2 separate regions of the Homo sapiens genome follow, and region 2 is linked to region 1. A link is an interaction called in ENCODE POLR2A ChIA-PET data of the cell type or tissue named here. Cell type or tissue: HepG2. All regions are shown on one strand.

The links. Peaks named below come from ENCODE experiments on the same cell type or tissue, not always from the same donor. Only the 100,000 strongest peaks of a DNase experiment are listed, where the experiment ranks them.
Region 2: POLR2A ChIA-PET joins it to region 1 with 6 read pairs; 1 of 35 experiments calls an interaction of 5 or more read pairs at or near these places.

What each region holds. Positions count from the first base shown.
Region 1 is chr2:8,124,333-8,128,332 of GRCh38, reverse strand. All of the region lies in intron 7 of LINC00299 (long intergenic non-protein coding RNA 299), which reads left to right. Among named protein-coding and RNA genes, the nearest start is that of LINC00298, 150 kb to the right of the region's middle. In HepG2, no CTCF peak of the experiment used is centred here; DNase peaks (open chromatin) are centred at 1,392, 1,822 and 2,312; H3K4me3 peaks cover 258 bases.
Region 2 is chr2:8,412,005-8,416,004 of GRCh38, reverse strand. No RefSeq gene overlaps it. Among named protein-coding and RNA genes, the nearest start is that of LINC00299, 86 kb to the right of the region's middle. In HepG2, no CTCF peak of the experiment used is centred here; DNase peaks (open chromatin) are centred at 2,034 and 3,634.

The DNA.
Region 1 (4,000 bases):
TCTAAGTCTCTTTGTAGGTCACTCAGCACTTGCTTTATGAATCTGGGTGCTCCCGTATTGGGTGCATATATATTTAGGATAGTGAGCTCTTCTTGTTGAATTGATCCCTTTACCATTATGTAATGGCCTTCTTTGTCTCTTTTGATCTTTGTTGGTTTAAAGTCTGTTTTATCAGAGACTAGGATTGCAACCCCTGCCTTTTTTTGTTTTCCATTTGCTTGGTAGATCTTCCTCCATCCTTTTATTTTGAGCCTATGTGTGTCTTTGCATGTGAGATGGGTTTCCTGAATACAGCACACTGATGGGTCTTGACTCTTTATCCAATTTGCCAGTCTGTGTCTTTTAATTGGAGCATTTAGCCCATTTACATTTAAAGTTAATATTGTTATGTGTGAATTTGATACTGTCATTATGATGTTAGCTGATTATTTTGCTCGTTAGTTGATGCAGTTTCTTCCTAATCTCAATGGTCTTTACATTTTGGCATGATTTTGCAGCAGCTGGTACCGGTTGTGCTTTCCATGTTTAGAGCTTCCTTCAGGATCTCTTTTAGGGCAGGCCTGGTGGTGACAAAATCTCTCAGCATTTGCTTGTCTGTAAAGTATTTTATTTCTCCTCCACTTATGAAGCTTAGTTTGGCTGGATATGAAATTCTGGGTTGAAAATTCTTTTCTTTAAGAATGTTGAATATTTGTCCCCACTCTCTTCTGGCTTGTAGAGTTTCTGCCGGGAGATCCACTGTTAGTTGATGGGCTTCCCTTTTTGGGTAACCCGACCTTTCTCTCTGGCTGCCCTTAACATTTTTTCCTTCATTTCAACTTTGGTGAATCTGACAATTATGTGTCTTGGAGTTGTTCTTCTTGAGGAGTATCTTTGTGGCATTCTCTGTATTTCCTGAATCTGAATGTTGGCCTGCCTTGCTAGATTGGGGAAGTTCTCCTGGATAATATCCTGCAGAGTGTTTTCCAACTTGGTTCCATTCTCCCCGTTAAAATTTTAATACAAAGGCATCTCCACCACTTAAATTATAAAATAGCAAAGCACCGGAGAAAGCCACAACTTACAGAGATTCAGCTTTTGAAGATCCCAGTTCTGTCTGGGAGGTTTGACACATGGAAGGACAGAGGAAACTTGAGCCATCCCAACTGATTTTCACTCCTGTGCAGGAGTTAGCTATTTAATTTGGCACAACAGTGGAAACGCTATCTTGGGAAAACTGTATTATCCCAATCAAGTGCCTCAAAATGCTGTCAATAGCAGTGACTGACTTCTAGAAGGCCTGGCCATCGCTCCCTCCTCTCCCCATCAGTCCTTTGGGTTCACTCTGGGCCATGTGATGTTTGTGCACAAGAAATTCTTAGCAGACTGGAGCATAAGTCAGACCAAGCTGAACTGTTTGTTGAGCTCTGAGGCCTCTGACAAGCCTCAGTTAATTGTTTAGTGAGGAGCCCTTGACAGGCCAGATCTGGCCGAGGTAGACAAAGTCTAGCCAGGCTAAAACCAGGATTATAGCAGGACTCAAGTTGCCTTTATTCAAATTCAGACATTTTGTGGTACCTAATCTTGTGCTAGGCATTGTGCTAAGTGTTGGGGGATACACACATAAATGGGGAAATTCTTTTGCTCTCTAGAAACTCATAGTTGATTACTAGATTCCATAAATATTTATTAGTCACCAACTATGTGCTAGGCAGGAACACATGAGAGAGCTGATCCTGGGTTTTATGGAGCTCACAGTGGAGCAGAGAACTTGGGCATCCAGCAAGTAACTGGAAGTACAGGTGGCGGAGTCCCAGTGTTCAAAGAAACCCACAGTCCCTGCTCCCTTGGAGGTCACAGTTCAGTGTGGGAGACAGACATGTGGGTTAAAAGTCCAGTGTCGTGTGGCATTTATAAGAGCAAGGATAAAGATTACTGTGAGCTCATAGAAGCCAGCGATGCTAATTTTGCGTGGAAGTGGAGGAATGCTAGTGGGAGGAGACACTGGTAAGAGGGGAGTAAGGCACCCACAAATCAGAACAGCGGGTAGGGCATTCCAGGCAGAGGGAATGTGCTCCTCCTGAGCATAGGAGCAGAGAAGAGCACGGAGAGTGAGAGGAAGGGCGTGCAGGGTGACCCCGCATGGGAGCTGTGAGGCTGGGAAGGCCCCTGAAGGCCAAGTGAGAAGCTTGTTTTCTGATGAAGTCAAATAGATCGTATGTGCTTCCTGCCAATTATTCAGATGGGTTGAGCTCTCTAGGTCAGCTATCTCATGATGGGGTAGTTTCCCAAGAACGGGCTTGGGTAAGTTACTCCCATGAAAGTGTCAGGCATTGTGCAATTTCATAACATGCCCTTTGAGAAGATAAAGGTGACCTTGTGCTCTGGGATCTACAGGGTTTGTGTCACCAAAGCAACCGGAATGACAACATTTCAAAATTCACTTTTTTTCATCTTATCAGTATCACAATGATCAAGTCAGCTGGTCCCTCAAAAATTTAGAATGTGCCTTTGTAAAACGACACAGATAAGAATTTGCTGATGAAATTATAATTCAGTTCTCATAAACACATGCTGGGTCAAACACATAGTCTTTGTTCCAAAGCCTCCCTCTTGCAATGAAGAAACACTCAGTGGGTTTTGTTGATGTTGCTCTGCCCCTTTTGTCAAAGTACCATGTTACACAAATTCATCTTTTTTAAAAGTGAACATTTAAGTGAGTTTTACCTAAGTATTAGGTTGGTGCAAAAAACTGCAATTACCTCTGCACCACCGTAATATTTTTGCAAGATCCTATTAGTTGAGTGGGGAATGCCCAGGTGGCCCATGGTGTAGCCAGGTGTCCAGAGCCCTGGGTCTGGCTCTGCCATTCACCAGCCACATTGCTTGGGGAACGTTTCATACCTTCTTTGATTGTAATGATTTTAAAAATCAAAGGGAACTTGAAAACAATTTAGTCTTCTCCCCTGATCTCATGGATAAGTGCTCATCTGATTGAAGAGACTGAGACAAGATCTCTGTGCTAGTTACACCAAAACCCAGCTTAGAAATGAGTTATTGGAGTCTCACTCCATGGTGGTTTCTCTTACTTCTTTCCGCCTGATTTGTCTCAGTTTCCTCATCTGTAAAAGGAGGACAAGAATTCCTGCCCTGCCTTCTCCATTGGTTTATGGTGAAGATGACACAAGACAAAATGCGCAGAAGCACACTGGCCCTGGGCTTGCCTACACCTGTGCATGTAACAGAGCCAATGCCACCCTCGGACAGACAGGCGACAGGTCTCATCCTTCATGTCCTTCTCCATCCTTTCCTGCTTTTCATCCTTCACTTATAATAGAAACCTATACATTATGGTAAAAATGATATCTTAGCAATTTAGGAATTTCAGACAAGATATTTATTTCTTGAACACCTGCTGTGTGTCAGCCACCTTTTTAGGTATTTTACCATTCAGAAGAAAAGCAGGGCGGGGGTGGGGGGTGGGTAAGGATTAACATATATTATGTGGATGGAATTTGTGTTTGTGTGTGTGTGTGTGTGTGTGTTGTTTAGTCACATGACTTATTTCATAGAATCATTCTTAAAACCACCCAAGGTGAGGCATTCTTATGGCTAACTTACTAGTGAGTAACTGATAAGTCTCAGACAAATGAAATTACCTTCACACACACACACACACACGTCACAGAACAAAAGCTTTATGAGTCTTACCCTTACTATAGGTGAGAGTTTCTTCATCTCAGCATTATTGACAACTTTGACTGAATTATTCTCTGTGGCAGGTGCTGTCCTGTGAACCGTAGGATGTTTACCAGCATCTCTGACCCCCACCCACCAGGTACCAGGAACCCTTCTGCTCCAGTTAGGACAACAGTGTCTCTAGACATTGCCAATGTTCCTTTGGGGGAAAACTAACCACCGATTGAGAACTAATACCATACATGACATGCTGTTATTTTTTATATGATTCTATATCATATTCTATTTAATTTAGAAAAGCTGATTGCAACCTACTAAATTG
Region 2 (4,000 bases), 290 kb before region 1:
CTGGAAACTTTTGGATTTTCACTTTCAAATATAAAAATCAGCACAGTCAATACCACCTTCTTATTGGGTACTTACCACCTTCTTATTGGGTACTAAATGAAGCACTGTAAAGTTAACGTTTATTAGACATAGGACCCTTTTCATTTCAAATGGAGTAAGATGACACTCATTTGGGAGAATTTAGGGAAACACCAGTCTGAATAGTAGAGGAATTGAATGAGCTACAGTAACAAAACTAAGATAGAAATGTCGCCTATTAGGAGTCCTTAGGGAGCTACAATTACGAATATTTAACGATGACTTATTTCCTGTAACAATTATTTGTGAGTGAGTGCTTTGGATGTGTTGAAACAATGTATTCTCTGATGCATTTTGATACTTCCCCCTCCACATACTGTTTATACACTTAAATTGCTGTGTGAAAGAAGAAAAGGATTGCTGGGTGTAAAGTTAAACTTCAGCCTAGTGTGAACGATTCCAAATCAGCCGATTCCAAGTTAATGAAATTTTACCTTAGTTCACACGAACAGGTTTAGTCTGCCAAAACGTGAACTATGCTTGGGGAAAGGGAAGTGGTGCAGGCAGTGTTTCGGGGTGAATAGACTTTGTGAGGACAGTCAACAGAAAGCAGAATTCCAGGAGCTTCCATTTTCTTTGTGGGTCACACACCCAGAACACACAGAATACACAGTTTTTAACACAATGTTAAAAATTGGTGGGCTTGTCTGGCACTGAGTGCTCAGCAACCTGCTCTTTGTGCATCGTCTCCATCTGAGATGAGCCAAGTCACAGCTTGTCTCCAGAGGATGAAGGACTTGCTCAAGACCAGTAGGTGTGCTGAGCCCAGAGGGCCAACTGTTCCCACCCAGTGCCGTGTGCCTGTGTGGCTGCCTCGCAGCTAGGCTGCGTCAACTTGCAACTTGGCCTCTGTGCTGGGAGGCAGCCACTCCTTCTTCCCTCTCTGAGGATTTTGACAATGTCTTCCTCATGACCCCTCATTATGTTCCAGCACCAGGAGCATCACTGCGAGGTGGCTGCACAGAAGTGGAGATCTGAGGTGGGCGGGAAGCCCCCTTTCTCCTTTAGGTTTGCATTTGAGGATGAGTCAAGAGGACTTAGGTCTATTTTTATTTTTTTGAGGCAGGGTCTCCCCCTGTCACCCAGGCTGGAGTGCAGTGATGTGATCATGGCTTAATGTAGCCTGGACCTCCTGGGCTCAATTGATCCTCCCACCTCAGCCTCCTGAGTAGCTGGGTAGCCAGGCAGGTGCATGCCACCATGCCTGGCTACTTTCGAATTTTTTGTAGAGATGGGCTTTCACCATGTCACCCAGGCTGGTCTTGAACTCCTGAGCTCAAGAGATCCACACACTCAGCTTTCCAAAGTGTTGGAATTACAGACATGAACCACCACGCCTGGCCATATTTATTAATTTTTAAAATGAAGGATCCAGGAGTAAAATTTTGGCCACTGAACAGAAGAACCTGCTGCAAGACAACACTCTTGATTTTTGTTGTTTGTCTGTTTGTTCGCACTATCTGCTGGGCTTTTTTTTTTTTTTTTTTAACTGTAGTTATCCTGACTTCAGATTTTTCCAGGTGATTTTTTTGGGGTGCAGACTTGAAGAAGGCTTGCCTCAAATCACCTGTCCCTGAAGTAGCCGGCAAGGGCAGTGCTGTGGGCTCAGCCAGTTCTGAAGTCTGAGGAACCTGGGCATTTCCAGTGCCCAGGTAATATATCTGTTTCTCACTTTTTCAAAATCACCTGATTGGAATATATATATATATATATTCATCATATATATAATGCAGAAACACTTAGACATGTGAAGCAAAGCTTCACTTTTATGGGCTTATTTTTAAAGGGTACATGCTGTTGTGTGCCAGATCATAGTTACCTTTGAATGATCGGGTTGTATCTACAAATAGCTTGCACACCTCTTGCTAAATGTTTTCCTGTTGGCAGAAGCCCGCCAGTGTGTTGAAAGACTTTCACAAGAGCTCTGGCCCATCTCTCTCACGGTCCTTCTGTATTTTATTGGCTGCTTTTGCTGATAAGAAATGCCTATGTGATTTGGACTGTAACTGCATCAGGAAAAAGTCAAAGTACTAAGTCCAGAGAGAGCCTCTTTATTTATTTTTTTAAAAGTATGTGTTTGCCTCTACAACCCAGATATTCTTTCTCCTCACCTCAGCAATTTGTTCACAGAGTACGTTACTCAGGGTGAGGTGGCCAGACTCACTTATTTGCCTGGGTAGCGCTGGTTTGCAACGAATTGTCCAGGTGTTGTAAGTAGTAACTTCTCCTTCTGCTCTCAAAAATGACCTTGTGTGGACAATACAGGATATGACCATCCTACTTAGAGTCCCCTTCCCCCACCCCTGACAGTTTCTGCACATTGCATTGACACCACATTTTTTGAAGAGGCACATTTACCTCTGGCTGGTCCTGTGTGTGAAAACAATTCTGTTCATTTCAAAGCTGTCCATGGTATAGTGGCCATGGTTTTTATCCTTGGCTTCTTTAGAAAAAACCCAAATGTACCTGGTTCCTCTTGACCAGTTTTCAACTGCAAACTGAGAGGGGGGAGGCATGCTTCCCTGAATTCTCATTCCCTTTGGTGCTGAGGCAAGGGGAGTACAAATGGTCTTTAAAGAAACAGTTTAGGCTGGATGCGGGGGCTCACACCTATAATTCCAGTATTTTGGGAGGCTGAGGCGGGTGGATCGCTTGAAGCCAGGAGTTCGAGACCAACCTGGGCAACATGGTGAAACTCTGTCTCTACTAATAATACAAAAATTAGCTGAGTGTGGTGGTGTGCCTGTAGTCCCAGCTACTTGGGAGGCTGAGGCATGAGAATTGCTTGAACCCGGGAGGCAGATTGCAGTGAGCTGAGATGGCACCACTGCACTGCACCCTGGGTGACAGAGAGAGACTGTGTCTCCAAAACAAAACAAAACAAAAAGAAAAGAAAAGAAAATTGAGAAGTTTGAAAACGCCTTGATGTTCGGGTGTGCTGGGGCAGCCTTCTCCAGCCTGCCTCTCAAGGGGCTCTGTGATGTGCTCTCCCTCCACAAGGAGCATTGGTGTGGTGCCATGCAGTTATTTGGGAGCCTGTTGTCCTATCCTGCCGTCTGTTGCAGTTTTACAATGTCATTTCCCCAGATTCCTTCAGGAATGTTTCCTCACAAAGGCCTGCTTTTGCAATGCCCCAGGGAGCGATTCTGTCTCATTTTCTTGCTCTTTTTCTTGCTTAGCACTTAATGAACTTTTCTTGGCTGTTTCAACTGTCAGCATTTAAAGTCTGCTGGTGAATGTTGGTTGGCTTTCTCTGTGCTAAACTGGACCATTCAGTGGCGATTATAGTTCTTCAACATCATGAGAAATTTGAGGGAAAGGCGAACCTTCCAAAAGTCTCTCAATGCAGCAGGAAGTGCGTCTGGCAGAAAAAGGAAGGGGAAAAAAAGCCCTCAAGGTCCATTCTCTTCTCATAAGACAGAATGGGGCATGTACTGGAAAGCCCTATGGAAATAAAGCCAAAAGGAAAAAGACAGATGCCACACTGATGTCTTCGCTTGTGTTGTTTGTATGACACAATTGGCATGTGGCCCATTCCTTCGCAGGTTAATAAATCATTAACAGAACGTGGTGTTAGACCGGGCAGTGCTCAGAGACTCCTAGACAAATATGACGTCATTCCTGACTTTAGGAAACTCTGAGATTAGTGGGAAGACCAGCAATAAGCTGATGCCGAGGGAATAACTTCCCAAGTGGGGAGACAGATCTGAAGCACCGTGAAGGCACCGAGGGCCACCATCTCCACCTGGGAAGGGCCTGGGAAGCAGACAATCCAGCAGGGAGCCAGCTAGCCTGGGTATGCAGCAGGCACAGGCCTGTCTTCAAGGGTGCCACGTTGAGGGAATTGGAAATATTAATAGTTCAGAATGGCCAGAGGAATGGTTCTTTCAGGGCACCAAGTGGCAGGTTCATTCATTCATCC